2 separate regions of the Homo sapiens genome follow, and region 1 is linked to region 2. The links are chromatin loops, found by intact Hi-C in ENCODE. Cell type or tissue: heart left ventricle. All regions are shown on one strand. Each heading gives the region's core, and the rest is flanking DNA. Links, peaks and the distances in the headings are about the cores only. Region 1 overlaps RASAL2 (RAS protein activator like 2). Region 2 overlaps RASAL2 (RAS protein activator like 2).

Region 1 (8,642 bases), core at 152-8,151, 180 kb before region 2:
GAAGTAACCCCCCAAAGAATATCTTAACAGGAACTTCTAGAAACAATATTTTATTAGTTTGCCTCACAAAATTTGAAGACTAGGCACTGTTTTGAGTTTCTTGTTGACAGGTTTGGCTCCTTGGTTGATAATACATATATATTGTGTACATATGTATATATTGTCATAATACGTATACTCAGGGTTTTGTGTATTGCCATGATTTGGAAAACTTTTCTGGAATATGTTCAGAGCTTTATAATAGGTGGCTCTATATTTAGAACACAAACTAATGCACATTTTTGAGATGTGGCTGAGAGAAAAATATTTGTGCTGTCTGTCCTAATCTTCATTTCCTTGTAGTTGTAAAATGTTTCATTTGTTTTATTCCAGTATTATAAGTTGTGCCCATGCCTTGTCAAGACTATAAAATTTTTGATATCAGGGAGCCTTGTTTATCTTTGTATTCTTATCTTGCCACCCCCTTCATTGTCAACTTGTCTGCCAGATTGGTACCTTGCTCATAGTAAGTCAGTGTCTGTTGTATGTTGATCCGTTTGTCCTTTGACCATCCAGATCTCAACCTGACTGACTGTATGGGTGGTAGAGTAGCTTAAACAAAGGCATGCCACAAACAGCTAAATATGGATACAGAATCCAAGAGCATCAAATGCAGAACATTTTTCAGATATTTATAGCCTCAAAGCAAAGTCAATTGGCTGAAAAAGCTCAGCAGCATAGCGAAAGGAAACGGGAGTGGCAAAGCCAGCCTCACTGTCTGTGCTTTCTGGTAAACAATGAGAACATTAAAATTAAATACTTTACCATGAATGGATGGGGAGTGTAGGACACTCTGGGAGAAATTTAAGATCCCAATCTCTAGGATTGCCTGCGGTGGAGCTCTGCACTCATCAGTATGACAGGTCTGCAAGTATGTGCTCAGATATGCTCTTGGAGAGTTAGAAGGGAAATATAATCAGCACAAGAAAGGGATCAACAAGAAATCTTGTACTTTTAAATTTTAATATTATCAGAAGGAATTAGGTAAAATATTCTGTTAAGAAAATGAATAGCATCAACATTATTACCATTAAGCTTGTATACAGCTCATTGTTTATTGATAACAACATAGGGACCTGCTGGAAAATTTCAAAGGGCTAGTACTATTTAAGCAAACAGAAGAAAAAGGGAATTAATCATACTTCATTAAGTACCTTATAATTCCAGAAATGTGGCAGTGGGAATTCGGTAAGAATTAATAGAAGTTCATATTCAAGAAGTGAATATGAGCTGATGAGACAGAAGTCATATCTGGTTGTATTATATGATACTGCTTACGCCTCACCAATTAAGACACAGGATGAGATTTTTAAAAGTTACGTTTCTAGAGGTTATGTCTCTAAATTTATTTAAAATGTTGCAACTAGTATGGCTAGAAGAAAATCAGTGAGTGTGTATAAAATACATCCCCAAACATGTTCATGTTCCTTAAATGTCTTAATTTCCTCAGGTACTGTTAATTGAATCTTTACACCTGAGTAGTCATATTTTAGAAATTTTTGGAATCTTAAGCTTGAGTTCAATACTTAGGATGTGGCATAGGCTTGTTGATGTATTAGTTTCCAATGATTTCCAAATACATTAAAACACATTAAGAATAGACAGTTTTTCATTGAAATCAGAGAGAACTTCTAAGAATGCCTAGGCATGTACTGTTTAAGTGACTTTAAATAGCCCCCTTTTTTCTTCTTTTGAGAGAAAATTTGTATGTCTTATTTAAATTGTGTGCTCTATTAATGTAGGTGATAGTTTCATTTATAACATCTTAGTATTGTTCTACCCTCTATCATGTTGGTTCACTGCTATTTGATTTTCAAACAGTGAAAATATTTTTAAGGAATAGAATTATACATCCACAATCTCTTTTCCAAAACCATTTGGACTAGACAGTTATGTTAATATTTCTGCAGTTAAACAAGTGAATAGGCCGGGCGTGGTGGCTCACGCCTGTAATCCCAGCACTTTGGGAGGCCGAGGCAGGTGGATCACTTGAGGTCAGGAGTTCAAGACCAGCCTGGCCAACATGGTGAAACCCCGTTTCTACTAAAGTACAAAGAAATTAGCCGGGTGTGGTGGCATGCACCTGTAATCCCAGCTACTTGGGAGGCTGAGGCAGGAGAATCGCTTGAACCAGGGAGGGGGAGATTGCAGTGAGCTGTGATTCCACCGTTGCACTGCAGCCTGGGTGACAGAGTGAGACTATCTCAAAAAAAAAACAAAATCATACCAAGTGGTATAAAGACTATAAATAGCCTTATGTCAGTGCAGGTCAGACTTTACTGCCAGAAAAGTTGCATACAGTCTTTTGCTTTTCAGAGCTTTTTTGATTTAGGAATTGCAGATATGGAATTGAGGATCTGTACAAATCTTCAGACATAAATAATACAAAGTTCTAGAACACCCCTCTTTAAGAATAGTTTGTGTGGATATCCTTTATCTTTTTCAGATAATAACATTTACTGAACACATTTTTAAAAATGGGCCGGGCGCGGTGGCTTATGCCCATAATTCCAGCACTTTAGGAGGCCAAGGTGGGCGGATCACCTGAGGTAAGGAGTTTGAGACCAGCCTGGCCAACATGGTGAAACCTTGTCTCTACTATAAATACAAAAAAAAAAAAAAATTAGCAGGGCATGGTGGCACATCTGTAATCCCAGCTACTCGGGATGCTGAGGCACGAGAATCGCTTGAGCCCAGGAGGGAGAGGTTGCAGCTAGCTGAGATCGTGCCACTGCACTCCAGCCTGGGCAACAGAGCGAGACTCAGTCTCAAATAAAAAAAAAAAAAAAAAGTTGTACAGTTGTGTTTCCTACTATAGTGAGTGAAATTTCTGTGGTTTGCTAAGAAAAAGAAAAGAGATTCACATGACATAGTAGGCTTTACCAAGATTATTAAGGAAATGGTGGCAAGGTAGTGGTTTCGGATCCTTTGTTTCATTAGAAGGAAGGATGAGGTAAGTTGAAATAGAGGGTTTATGTAATTGTTCTTTGCAGTTGCTTTCTTCAGTAGCACAAAGTGATTTGATCACCTTTTAAGTAGGTGAACCACAAAAAAGCATTCAACTAATGACAGTTAATTCAGAAAAACTTCAGCTGTTTGCTCCCTTGTCCCTCCCTATTGGAAAAACTTTTAACTAACTAGAGAGTTGTTTGGTCTTGTTAACCAGGAGGAGGAGTTTGAAGTGTGCTAAGGGCACTGCTAAAATTGCTTCACCCTATCTTGGTAGAGGGATAATTGCTGTCTGATGTTTGTAAAAACACCTTTCTTCCCAAAGGCTGTCAAGTACTTCTTAAGGCTAGCATGTAGAAAACCCTTTTGCAAATTTCATGTAGTTTATTTTATAGTGAGAGGGCAGCCCATCAAGAAGTAATGTGGTTCACAAGTAGAAGGGAAAAGAGAAGTCTTGAGGCCCAGTGCAGTGGTGTTAGTGAGTATACAGTAAACAAAAGAAATAAAAATTGAACCCTTAAAGGCATAAAAACATTTCATTTGCTAGACTATGATACAGAAGTTATCACTTTCCTAATCTCTACAGCTGGGTTCAGATATGAGCTGTCTGAATTTTACCTTCCCTTACCAGGTGTTAGTAACATCAATTAATTGTCTTTGTTGGCTTTGCTCATAAGGGTTCAGTTTAGATCCTGATTGTATTTTTACCCCTCCATAAATTATCTTCAACATTGCTCGAGTTCCATTCACATTGTGTCACTTGTAGCAGACTTTCTAAAAGTACCCCTTACCTCCATCCCTGAGTCTAAGGGATTGGTAATACTTATAGATATTGATTGAGAGAGTGAAAATTTAGTGAGGGGAAAACATTCAACATAGATAAGATAACAAAATTCGGAAGAGTAGTCTGAAAAGTTAAAATGAAACCTTAAAGTCAATAGTTTTTGATATTTTTCAAAGCAATCCTTTAGGTTTTCTCATTGAAGAAACTGGCTCAGGAAGTTTAGCTTATTCCCAAAATTGGAGACAGACTCCACAGTTTGTCAGGATTGGAACTCTTAACCTCAGATTCCTTAGCCTCCTGATTTAGCTTCTAGATCTTGCTGCCTTCCCTTAGGGAGATGGCCTCTCAAAGCTGAAGGTCAGGAAAACTCGACAGTGAGAAATACCAGATTGTTAGTTTCACAGTCTTTTAAGGGAAATGCTGGAAATACCATTACCTAGGTAACAGAAAACAAAAATGGACAAAACATCCATAAAGTAGGAGGATGAAAATAATTTCATAGTAATCCTTAAGAGATAGACCAGAGGACAGATGAGATTTTTTTTTTCATATTTTTCCTAAGCTTATTATGCATACTTTTTTTGGTGCTGTGATTGGAAGTGATGTCTGAAGGAAATTTGAATTTCATATATGATGCTTAGAACCCTGAATAATACCTAATAACTTTGTACCTTCCACTTGAATTTCTAACCTCTGATTCCTGTCATTAAAAATTAATACCCTTTTTCTGATTATGAATATAATTTGTGCTTAACATAAAGAATTAGAATTTTAGGAAAAGCCAAAATTAAAATCATTTGTAATTCTACCTCTTAGAGATAACTATCATTTTTTTTTAAATATTATATTTTAGAGACGGGGTCTCATTCTGTTGCCAAGGTTGGAGTGCAGTGGCGCAATCATAGCTCATGCCCAGGTTGGAGTGCAGTGGCGCAATCATAGCTTACATATTATCCATTGCCTGGGTTCAGGGGATCCTTCCACCTCAGCCTCCCGAATAACTGGGACTACAGGAGTGTGCTACCACACCTGGCTGAGATAATTATTCTTTTAATATTTTATTGTGTTTTATTCCAGTCTTTTTTGTGTACAGATTTTTTTGTATTAATACATATTTGGTATCAAACTGCATATATTTTACATTCTACTTTTTTTCTCTTAAGTGTATTTTCTCATGTTATTGAAAACATTAACACATTTTTTTAAATATGTTATTTATTTTAAAAAATAGGTAATATATTCCTTTGTTCCAAAATTCAGAGTATAAAAAGATATTCCATGAGCTCTCTCTTACTCTTCCTCCCTGCCTCTACAACTTGCCATCTGGCAGGCATGGTCCCTCTTCCCAATCAATAAATACTTGAAATTGTTATGTATCTTTCCATACCTATTCCACGTGCATAGAAGCAAATGTAGAGATAGATAGATATGTAAAAATCCTGCCATAAGTGGGATCCAAGAAATCTAGTTTACAAAAAATTCAGGGTTATATTTCTGTGAGGTTAGTGAAATGACCAGAACAAACCTGCAAATGAAGTTGGCCATGAGTTCTGGGGGTCTGGAGCCGGTAAATTGCTTTATATCTGAAATGATATCATAGGTTTTTACTGTATATATGCATTTTTCTCTATTTTTACACGTATGATAACCCATTAGAACTGATTTTTATCTGCACTTTGAGATTGCTTCTTCTTTCTTCCCCCCGCCCCTCACTTATTAATGTATCTCAGATATATTTTCCTTTCATTTTGTAAAGAGGTACCTCATTCTTTTTATGGCTGCATAATGCCTGAATTAATCATAACTCATTTAATTATTCCCCAAGTTTTGCTAGTTCAAGTGATTTTGCAGTGAATGATCTTGAGTATAAGCCATTTTGCTTGTGTATGAGCATATCTGTAAGAAAAATACATAGAATTGCTAGGTCAAAGGTACGTGTATTTGTAATTTTGAAAGATATTGCCAAATTGCCCTACCTGTCTGTACTTCGCCCGCAATATATGAGAGTGCCTGTCTCCCCACACATAATGAATTATCACGAAATTTTGGATCAGACAATCTGAAAGGTAAAAATGGTGTCTTAATTTAATTTTTTTTAATATCTTTTACATTAAGTGTGATTGAACATCTTTTCATTTTTAAGAGTCATTTAAATATAACCTTTTCTGTGAACTGTACATACCTTTTGCCCATTTTTATTGGGTTCTTGGATCTTTTTCTTAGTGATTTGTAGGAACTATTAGTATATTAAGCAAAGCATACTAAGGAACTCTTAGTATTTAAGTAAAGAACCCTTTATCTGCAACAGTTGCCAGTATTTTCATTTTTCTTATGGTATTCCCCCCACCCTTATGAAGAAATGATTCTTACACAATTGAATGTATCGGATTTTTCTTTTATGGCTTTTTGGTTTTATGTCAGAATGTATTTTATGTTAGAATGGGCTTTCCTGGGAGTTCTCTGGACCTTTATTTTGTAACCTCAGAATAGGAAAGCCCATTCTTTTTTTTTCCCCCTCTACATACACTAAGTACCTAAATACCCTTGGGGGACAAAAAAAAGAGTGGGCTTTCCTGTTCTGAGGTTATGAAATAATTCTCTCTTGGTTTATCTAGTACTTCGTTGGTTTTATTTTTTACATTCAAATCTTTAATCCAGTCTGGTATTAAATATGAGATATGGATCCAATTTCATTTTTTGAAAGATGGCTTTCCAGTTGTCCTACCATCATTTGTTGAAGAAACCAGCTTTTTCGCACTGATTTAAGAAGACTTCTTTATTCTATACAAGATTGCCATTTATATTTTGGGTTATTTCAAGATTTTCTATTCTGTTCTATTGGTCTGTTTATATTCATGTGCCAGTATCACACAGCTTTATTGTTGAGACTTTATAATATGAAAATACAATTTTTAATGACTAACATTATTTAACCATTATTCTATTTTAGATGTTAACATTTTTCAAAAAGTTTAACACTTTACTGATTTGTCTTTGTGCACAAATCTTTGATCCAAACTTCTGAATGTTTTCTTATGCTGAATTCCTAGAAGAGTATGAAATGTTTTTAAAGGCCTGAGATTTAGTGCGAAATTGGTGAAACCTTCCTGGAAAGTAATTCCTGCCTCTAGTATGTGAAATATGGCTCATAATTTTAAGTTCTACTGCTGTGTTGCTACTTTCAATGTATTAAAATCTTTTTACATAAATTTTATATAATACCTTAAACGTTACTTAGCACATATTAAATGCCTTGAGTCTTTATGCCTTTAAGACTGTCCTTCAAAAACTTAGTTGTTGTTTAAATGGTACTCCTTTTTATTAATGGCATATTTCCAAGTGAATGAGGGAAGGGCGGGAGTATAGACTCAAAGCAATTGGTCTGCTAAAGGTCAAATCCATGACCGTGACCTTACTTGTATTATGTCAGACCCTCCAACTGAAATAACTTGATGCAGACATATGTTTTAGGTATTCTAAGAAGCACACAGTTGGTAACTTTTATCTCAGCTAGAAGGAGTTGACATTCATGAAAGTTATTTTGAACATGATTTGAATATAGTTTCATTTAGTTTTACCTGGATGAGTGATTGAGTTGTATGTCTTATATAATACTGTGTTAATGACCCAGTTTTATAGCATGGGATTAATTTAGGTATGTTCTGAGGAAAGTTTTTCATAATGTTAAACAAAGCCAAATCCAAGTAATGGCAACAAGAACTAATATTAATGATTAAAGTAATTTAAAATCTTTTCTTCAGAAAAAATAATGGCAGGAATAGGAATAAGACTATGGAAAAAATCATATTTTATATAGACCGTTAACAAAGTTAACCAAATTTTCTTTTACCATTTAGCTGTTTAGCATGTAATACATAAGCATAAGCTTGTCTTGCTAGGCCAGAAAGGAGCAAACTTAGAAAAAGAACAAACTGTTTTTAACTTTTAACAATGACTTAAAGTAGTTTGAAAGTGAAATGAAAAAATAATCCCTTATCCAGTTAATACTCTGGAGGTTTGTAGGAAAATTTGTTTAATTCGGGCAGGATAGAATATGCAAATATCTTGCTCCATAAATAAGTACTAAATAATGAAGACATATGAAGGATATGATACAGTGGGAAAGTATGGCAGTATTTTTGTCAGTTTTTGAAGTGTATGAAATTACTAGACACATTCTCTTTTTGTTTTTTGGGGTTCTTTTTTTTTTTTTTGAGACGGAGTCTTGTTCTGTCACTCAGGCTGGAGTGCTGTGGCTCTATCTTGGCTCACTGTAGCCTGGACCTCCCAGGCTCAAGGGATCCTCCCACCAAGTAGGTGCTACTTCAGGTGTGCACCACTGCGCCCAGCTAGTTTTTTGTTTACTTTTTGTAGAGACGAGGTCTCACTGTGTTGCCCAGGCTGGTTTTGAACTTCTAAGCTCAAGCAATCCTCTTGCCCCAGCCTTCCAAAGTGCTGTGATTATAGGCATGAGCTGCTGTACCCAGCCACGTTTTCTTTTTGAACTCAGTAAAAATCAATTGTAGTTTTAAAGCATTTTACTAATTTAGTTCATGGAAACATGAAATCGCTGTAGATGACAACATTATTGTTAGGAGTTAATCTATAACTCTGTTGCTCTGAGGGATACACTGACAAGGTGAAGATTATTCTTGTTTTGTTTTTCTGTTCTTGTAATGAAATTTTTTTAATGTCATATTTTATGTAATAATTTTCCAAAAAGGATAGCATGTACACTATCTCCAGGGTAGTGACTGACAGCATAAAAAATCTCTTTGCCTGGCTATAATCTATATTTGCATGTTCCAGTTTGTGCTGAAGTATAGCATATCCACAATTCCTAGATTTCCCTCCATGGTTCCCTTAGGCT
Region 2 (8,642 bases), core at 186-8,185:
CTGGCACATGCCTGTAGTCCCAGCTACTCGGGAGGCTGAGGCAGGAGAATCACTTGAACCCAGGAGGCAGAGGTTGCAGTGAGTGAGCTGAGATCGCACCATTGCACTGCAGCCTGGGTGACAGAATGAGATTCCACCTTAAAAAAAAAAAAAATCCAAATATTTGCTGTAACGACTTGGAATTTTTTTAACCTTAAATTGACTATCCAGATTAAAATATTACTAAAAGAACCCTGCACGTGTATTGTGGCCAAAAACATAAGTGCCACACAAATGTGGTTGGAGAATATAGACTTATTGTCCTGTATCAGCTATGTTCCCAATAGGATTGTATTTCATGATTATGTTAAGGGTTTTATGCAATCTTAATATCTTCTAAGATAATGGAAAAGGCTGCAAAAAGTAGGTTTGCCTAGGAAATTAGAAAAATTCTTACTTTGAAGAAAAGATATGTGATAAAGGCTAATGAGGCAAAAACCATAAACTTGGCCGTGGATATGTCCTCTTGTACTGTGTGTATGACTTTTATAAAGAAAATTATGATAATGGTGTTAGTTTTAGAAAGCCTTGTAATTTGTTTAATTTTATTGCCTTATTTGCATTCATTATATATCTTTAACAAATTATTGTTTATTTACCTTACAGTACAGGTTTGTAGTGTCGAAGGGAATGTAACTTGTGTCTGATGTATATACTATGTATAAACATACCCACTAACAGGTTCACCAAATGTTAAACAATTTTGTATTGGCATTTTTAATTTAGAACTTTCTGATGGATTACGTATAGGGGTTTAAGAATACTTAATATTTGGGGAAATTAATTTGGAGTTTTAGATGGGTTTGAACTAAATTTTCTTTTTCCATTTAAAAAATCATGGAATATAGGCTCCTGTTACATGAAAATTTGCCATCCAATGCATTTTCAGGAATGGATTAGATTTCGATAAGAGGGATGTTTTTCTATTTGTGTTGGCCGTATTAAAGAGAAAAACTAAATGCTGCTTCTTACTGCTTTATAGCCTTGTATTGTAGGTGTTTGTTTCCTACCACTCACTTGAGGTCAGTGGTTTTTCATAAAAAGAAAGGTTTTTCACTGCTGATATGAGTCAGCTAAGTTGTGCTCATCGAATTGGGTTATCTAATTCCTAGTGAGTGACGGATAACATTCTTTAGAGATGCTTATATTATCACCTTGATAGTTTTCACTGTAAGCTCAGCGATTTGTGATTCAAATGGGTCTCAATTCAGAAAAGATGCATATGTAGCTCTGGATTCTATTGCACTTGATGCTATAAATAGAGGTAGAGCTATTAAAGATTTTTAGTGCTGCCATACTCTTGACAACTTTTATTTCTAATGTAGCCTGCCTTCTTCTGCTTTCTTAGGTAGAGAGGTGATATCACAGCATTGGTTGTGTAACCAGTTGCTAAAAAGTCAGACACTAATTTCTCAATAGTGAAATTAGTGTCTGAGTTCACTCTTTTTCACCCTCTCCACAAAGAATCACATTCCTTGAAAAGCTCTAATTCTTTTCCCACACCAGCTGCCCCTAAAGGAAAGTGATGCGATCCAATTCAAAAAGAGGCAAGCATGAGAATATATTAATATAGGGAGAGATACTAAATATAACAAAAGGAATGTGCATTAAATGCTGTTTGAGATTAAGTCTTAGTGTAGTTCATTTTTCTGTCGGTAACAGAAACGAGACATGAAAATGATCTTGAGTTTTTATCGCTTAGTAATATAATACTATGGTCATATTTTAAGTGCCATGCTAGTTTTTCTTATGCTTTTCTCTTTCTTTTCTTTTTGAGACAGGGTCTTGCTCTGTCACCCAGGCTGGAATACAGTAACACAAATCACAGCTCACCACAGCATCGACCTCCCAGGCTCAAGCAATCCTCCTGCCACAGCCTCCTGAGTAGTTGGGACTAAAGGTGCAAGCCACCACACCTGGCTGATTTTTGTACTCTTTTTGTAGAGCCAGGGGTCCCACTTTGTTGCCCAGGCTGGTCTTGAACTCTGGAGCTCAAAGGATCCTCCTGCTGCTGCCTCCCAAAGTGCTAGGATTACAGGCATGAGCCACCGTGCTTGGCTACACTTTTCTTAAATTAGCACAATATTTATTTAAGAAAAAATTGTAGATAGGCTTTTATTTCCTTCAAAGGATTAGTATATAAGTGACCTATTTTATTTTGAATATTTTATATTTTTCTGTTTAAGAGGTTTAGTATGAACTGTAGATTATGACTGATCTATTGGGATTGAAGAACAGGCTGTGATGGACTGCCATTTCTCATCTTACTGCTGGCACCATTCATAAGACTCCATTCAGTTAACTAGGCCACATAGTTGCTTAAGCAGACTTGGCTTAATGTGGAAATTAAGGGACTTACCTCTTTTAAGAGACTGGGTTGTGCTGTGTTGCCCCGGTTTGAATGCAGTGGCTATTGAGAGCACAGTCATGCACCCTACAGCTTTGATCTTCTGAGCTCAAGTGATCTCAGCTCCCAAGTAGCTGGGACTATAGAGGCATGCCCTGATATCCCAGCAGGACTTATTTCTTCAAGTGCATATTTAAGAAGTGGAAGAAAACTATATGATCTGCTTTGTTTGCATTTCACGGCACATGTGATCAGGACAGTGCAAACTGTTGTAGTGATGTGGAAGGGAGAAGCAAGGTAGAACTATCATAGGAATTGTTCCCCATCCTTACCATCTTCTTAAAATAAGTAATGGCACCAAACTAAAATGAGCTCTTCTATAGAGAAGTGTTACCTTTATCAAATATCAAGTTGTCTGCCATAAATAAGTCATGCCTTCAAGGAATTTATTACTTTTTTACCAGATAACTCACTCTGACCTGTGATAGAGCAGAGTTAGAACATTCATGCTGAACTGTGATGCAGCTGAGACTGAGAGGGAAGCAGCAGCAGAACTCTGCAAATGTTAGACTAAAGGAAATTACTCACCAGAGAGAAGTATCACATGTTATCTCTTTCCTGCTCTCTCCTTCTCTTAACAAGGGTGATAATGAGCATAGTGGATTTACTAACTAGACACCAGTGATCAAGTAGGTCGGAAATTAAGCCTTTGTAGTTGACAAGGAAACTAAAGTGGTTAGCTAAGGTTAAAAGACACAATATAAATTTATTTCGGCAAATAGTTGTGGTCTCATAGTAAATTTATGGTAATGTAAGGATTAAGACTTGTATTTCCATGAAGGCAACCATTTCTGACCTAATGACTATATCTTAAACATATTGAATGATTACTTAGTATCCATATTACTCATCAAGGTACGAGGGTGGCCATATTTAAATCCACTGAGGCCATTTATTTGTATGAACTATAATATAATTTGCCAGCCCAAATGTTCATTGTGTGTCAGGACAAAGCAAAGTTCACAGGTACTGTGTGTTGGGTGGTTATCAGTCTAAGAAAATTTTTGTTTGTTGTTCTGGAAATGTTATTTTCTGACATTTTGACAGAATATAGAGGGTGGGAAGGTAATGAAGGGATAAAATAAGTAAAATTAAACTTTACTTTAAGTGACCTGACTGGATTTTCCTTTCCTTTTGTACTTTAAGAATGAAAGAGAGTGACTTAGTTGATGGGAACTACACTAGGTCTTAAGCAGACAACATTAATACATTTATAAAATAATTTGAGCATAAATCTGCAGTATATTGTGGACTACTCCTCAACCACATTACAATTTTTTTGTTTTTTTTTTTGAGACAAGGTGTTATTCTGTTGCCCAGGCAGAGTACAGTGGTGTGATCATGGCCCACTGCAGCCTTGACTTCCTGGGCTCAAGTGATCCTCCTGCCTTAGCCTCCCAAACTGCTGGGGTTACAGGCATGAGCCACTGTGCCCAGCCTGTTACAGTTATTGACATTGTTAAGAATCATCTCCACGTAACAACTCTAACATTATTTCTTCTATTATATCAGAAATTGTCTATAGAAGATAGCCATGTGTATGCCATATTTTTAAATCTGCATGTCAGGGGCAAGGATTTTATTGTTTATTAAAAAAATAAAGAACTGCCTTTTAAAAAATAGCTTGTTGGCCGGGCACAGTGGCTCATGCCTGTAATCCCAGCACTTTGGGAGGCCGAGGCTGGCGGATCACAAGGTCAGGAGATTTAGATCATCCTGGCTAACACGGTAAAACCCCATCTCTACTAAAAATAGAAAAAATTAGCCAGGTGTGGTGGCGGTCGCCTGTAGTCTCAGCTACTCGGGAGGCTGAGGCAGGAGAATGGCGTGAACCTGCGAGGCAGAGCTTGCCGTGAGCTGAGATCGCGCCACTGCACTCCAGCCTGGGCGACAGAGTGAGATTCCCTCTCAAAAAAAAAAAAAAAAAAAAAAACCAAAAACTTGTTAATTGGCCTATTAATATGATATTAAACATGAATGCCTGTTAAAACTGTTGTGAACATGTTGATGAAAAGAAAAAATGCAATCCTCCCACCTCAGCTTCCCAAGTAGCTGGGACTACAGGCACGCACCACCATGCCTGGCTGATTTTTGTATTTTTTGTAGAGATGAGGTCTCACTGTGTTGACCAGGCTAGCCTCAAACTTCTGAGTTCAAGTGATCCACCCACCTTGGCCTCCCAAAGTGCTGGGATTATAGGCGTGAGCCACCGTTCCTGGCCAGATGTTTTTGCTTCTGTAATAAAGTGATCACTTTAATTCTTAGCTTTTATGAAGTAATACTTTTTGACTTTGGGTTCAAAGCCAAAACAAATCTGGTCATTGAAATTTCAGAGTTGCGAAGAATTTGCCATTTCTAAGCCAGGTTAGCTGTGGTGTGGAAATGAAAATGTATGTATAGATACAGGAAAATACAGATCTATCCTTCCACAACAGTTCAGACTTCTGCAGTTTACACCAATTATCTGTTGGGAATATGTTTCTCTTTTAGTGTATTAAGACCTTCCCTATTCAGATAGATTTCCCAAAACTATGCTGTTGTTATTTCTTTTTTTAGGTTGGCACTAAGATAGATGAAAGGCCCCTGAGACTGAATGAAACATTAGAGTTTGTATTAACTGGGAAGATTCTCTCTGTAGAATCCCTTTATAAAGCTTTCTCTGGAAGGCAGTAAATATTAATAGTGTTACAGTCTCACCAATGCAACACAGTGTAGTGTCTGTTATTGTGAGACATCACCCAGAGTTGTTTGTCTCATGACCAAGAGAATTAAGGAGCATGGTCACAAAGGGTGAGGTTGGAGCAAAAGTTTAATAAGCAAAAGAATGAAAGCTGTCTGCCGCAGAGAGGGGGCCCAGAAGAGGGTTGCCATTTTTACAGTTCAATGCAAAGGCTTTTATACGAAACTGATGAGGGCTGGGCGTCTCATTTACATAAGGTGTGAATTTCTGGTACCTCCACCCCGTCCTGCTAGTGTACATGTGGGCCCTTAGCTTGAGTTACTCCATAATGCTTTGTTCCCCTTACTGCACATGTGTTAGGGGATGGAATTTTCCATTGTGGCCATGTCTGGGCAAGTCATCTCTGTAACCTGTCTTATCTGTGTGGCTGTGAGCATGTCTTAGGCAAGCTTCCTTGTCTAAGTTCCCTTATTTGTGCCTATAGCCTGAAAAATCAGGCTTTTGTTTGAAAGGATTCAACTGAGGCCCCACCCTAGCTGCCTGCCTGACCAGTTTCTTCTTTCTCCTCTCAATAGGTTCATGATTTTACCAATTGCATTTAACATATCATGTCAGAATTTTTAAAAACATGAGACTAGTAAATGATGTGATTCAAAAGCAACTCAGATGAACTTCTAAGGAGCCGTAAGATACAAAAATAAAATTTCTCACAGCAATTTTTTCTTACCCATTCTTCATATTTTGGCCATAGACTTATTGTCCTTTCTCCCTTATCCCTATTTCTGCTTTCTATCAGATCCCTTTAATTACTCTCCTGCTATAAAATTTTTGAGGCACTTTTCCTAAGTATGGAAGAGATAAGTTGCTTATCCTCTAAGAAAAAAGTTGGAGTGTGTCTGTGTGTGTGTTCCTATACTGAAATTTCCAGCTCTATCATATCATTCAGTTTGTCATTTTTGTCAAGTAATATATCATGCTATGATGCTCCTTTCTCCCATTACAAGGAAGGGTTAACACATGAGAGATCTATTGTTATTGTTGTTGTTTCCTTGCCAAGTAGTTTCTAAATTTATATTAGCATTTGCAGTTACTGAATTTATATTAGCATTTGAAGGAGCCCAAAGTTTGCTTTTTAGACTTAGTGGCAGGCCAAATGACTTAGTATTTTGAATGCTGTTTTGAAATTATTTGGAAATAATAGATTGCATTGAATACTTCAAATAAGCTTCCCTTTTAGGTTATCTTTCTTCCTTTTTTGAAAACCATCTATATTGGACTTCCTGTTATATATTATAGTTACATAACCTGCTTTATTAACTTTTATCAATTTGTATTTTTATTAGTGACTCTTTTATTCTCTCATCTCTTTTGTGTTATTCATCCACCACAAACAACTAGAAAGTTACCTGTCCTGTTGATTCCTATTTCAAAATCTGGCTCACATGGTCTGTTTGTTACCATTTTCACTATAACTGATCTGTTTCAGACCCTGACCATCCCTAAACCAGGCCATTACATCAGTCTCCCATACATTGTTAAGACCTCTGGTCTTTCCCCCACTTTCTTCATCTTGTTACAAACTAGTATTGCCATATTTTCTTAGAATACCTCATTGACTTTCTGTTTTCTAAGCAGTGGTTTTTAGCATGTGGTCTGTGGAATGCTAGATCTCCAGGACCCCCCCGATCTGATAGTTTAAAACTATTTTTTATAGTAGAACTATAAGACTAATTATGGTTATTCAGTCTTGGTTATATGGCAGACATTTTCTGAAAAAAGGAAGACATAAACTTATCACTTCAGGGAAACAACCAAGAGTATTTATTGCTAATGATAAAATTTAAGACTAAAAGCAAAAATTAGAATGTTAGAAAATTTGCATCTGCAACTTTGAGCTTGGCAGCTTCCCAGTAGTACTTGAAGTCTTTTCTGATGAGATCAAAACTTTTCTGAAGATTGATGAATGTGACTTTTTTGATATTATATAATGAAAGGTGTCAATATTTGGAATATCTGCAAATCTGAATGAACCAATATTTTTTAACTGATCGGTGCATGATGTTTATAAACTCACATACATGGGGTGAAAGATGCACTCAAAGGACAAGGTGGACCAGTGGTTTTTGATGTAACAGAATACGAAAAGTTCATTGATTTGGTTTCAGATTACACATTGTATACTAACTTTTGAAAAGCAACTGCTTGTCAGGTTTGGTATAGTATTAACGAAGAATATTCATAGTTATTTGAAAATATTATTAAACCACTCTTTCCTTTTCCAACTACATATTTGTGAGTCCAGATTTTCTTTGTGTATATCAACCAGAAGAACACAAAGCAATAGATTGAATGTAGAAACAGATATAAAAACCTTGCTGTCTTCTATTCAGCCAGACTTTAAAGAGATTTGCAAAAATATAAAAGAGTCGCTCTTTTAATTTTTTTTGAAAACAGTTACATTTCATTAAAAATGTGTTACCTATGTTAACATGCAGTAGGAGTGTTATTGTTAAATGAATTCATATTTTTTAAATTTCTCAGTTTTAATTTCTAACATGGTAAATATTGATATAACCCATATAAACCCATATTGATATAACCCATATACTGAAGTCCTCAGTAATTTTAAAGCCTAAAGGAGTCCTGCAGTCAAGAAAGTGGAGAATTGCTGGTCTACAGAATAATACAGTTTTAAAGAAGTATTTACAAAGAGATCCATTGACTTACCTCTGATTCTTTTTAATGTTTCTAAAATTTAATTTTTGTAATGAGGCCAGCATTCATTGTCCTTAGTATCCTCCTAGGAATGGACAGAGCAAATCCAAAATTGTTTTCAGTTTTGCTATTAAGATTCTTCTGTGTGATTCTAAGTTAGTTATTCTTTTCTCTAGTGAATTTTAGATACTAAAAATAATTGGAAGTCAGAAATTAAAAGTAAGTCACTAGAGCAAAAAATAAGATAGGATTGGCAAGGTGAAATGGGACAAAAATCTGAGCTTGTCCTGGTAACGTGTATAGTCTCAGTATACAGGCCTTGCTTACTTGCTTTTAAACCTTCATTTAGCCCTGGAAATGAGAACATGATATAACATAACCTATATAAGTTAAATATAGGTTATTTTAAAAAACATAATTTTATTACTTAAAATGCCTTTTAGATAATAGAGAAGTGCTAAAAAGAACAGAAACTATCACTTTTTTTCTTGTTTTTTTTCCCCCCTTGGTATACATTCTCATAAAATGACCAAAAATGGGCATTAGAAAAAGAAGCTGTAAAATCTATAGGATGGCTAATAAATCCCTCTGTTTAGACAGACATAATTTTTTTTTAATATAGAAGCATTGCTCTCTATTTCATTGTTCTCTATTTCTTCTTATCTTTAGCACTAGAGGGGGATGGTTCGGGGTTCCAGAATGTTTTTTTGAGACATTGTCTTGTTTTCACAATACCATGAAGAAATTAGGAAAAGGATTAGGTTGGACAAAGGGAGAATATTAGACAGTGAGGCTTTAAGA

What was found. Hi-C counts contacts between places; a loop is a spot of excess contacts. Peaks named below come from ENCODE experiments on the same cell type or tissue, not always from the same donor. Only the 100,000 strongest peaks of a DNase experiment are listed, where the experiment ranks them.
Region 1: it touches region 2 in a loop (4-fold over the local background); 26 of 110 quality-filtered maps call a loop at or near these places.

What each region holds. Positions count from the first base shown.
Region 1 is chr1:178,097,715-178,106,356 of GRCh38, forward strand. The region is part of intron 1 of RASAL2 (RAS protein activator like 2); the gene reads left to right. Among named protein-coding and RNA genes, the nearest start is that of RASAL2, 7.9 kb to the left of the region's middle. In heart left ventricle, for the core only: no CTCF peak of the experiment used is centred there; no DNase peak of the experiment used is centred there; H3K4me3 peaks cover 1,278 bases; H3K27ac peaks cover 3,894 bases.
Region 2 is chr1:178,272,792-178,281,433 of GRCh38, forward strand. The region is part of intron 1 of RASAL2 (RAS protein activator like 2); the gene reads left to right. Among named protein-coding and RNA genes, the nearest start is that of RASAL2, 180 kb to the left of the region's middle. In heart left ventricle, for the core only: no CTCF peak of the experiment used is centred there; no DNase peak of the experiment used is centred there.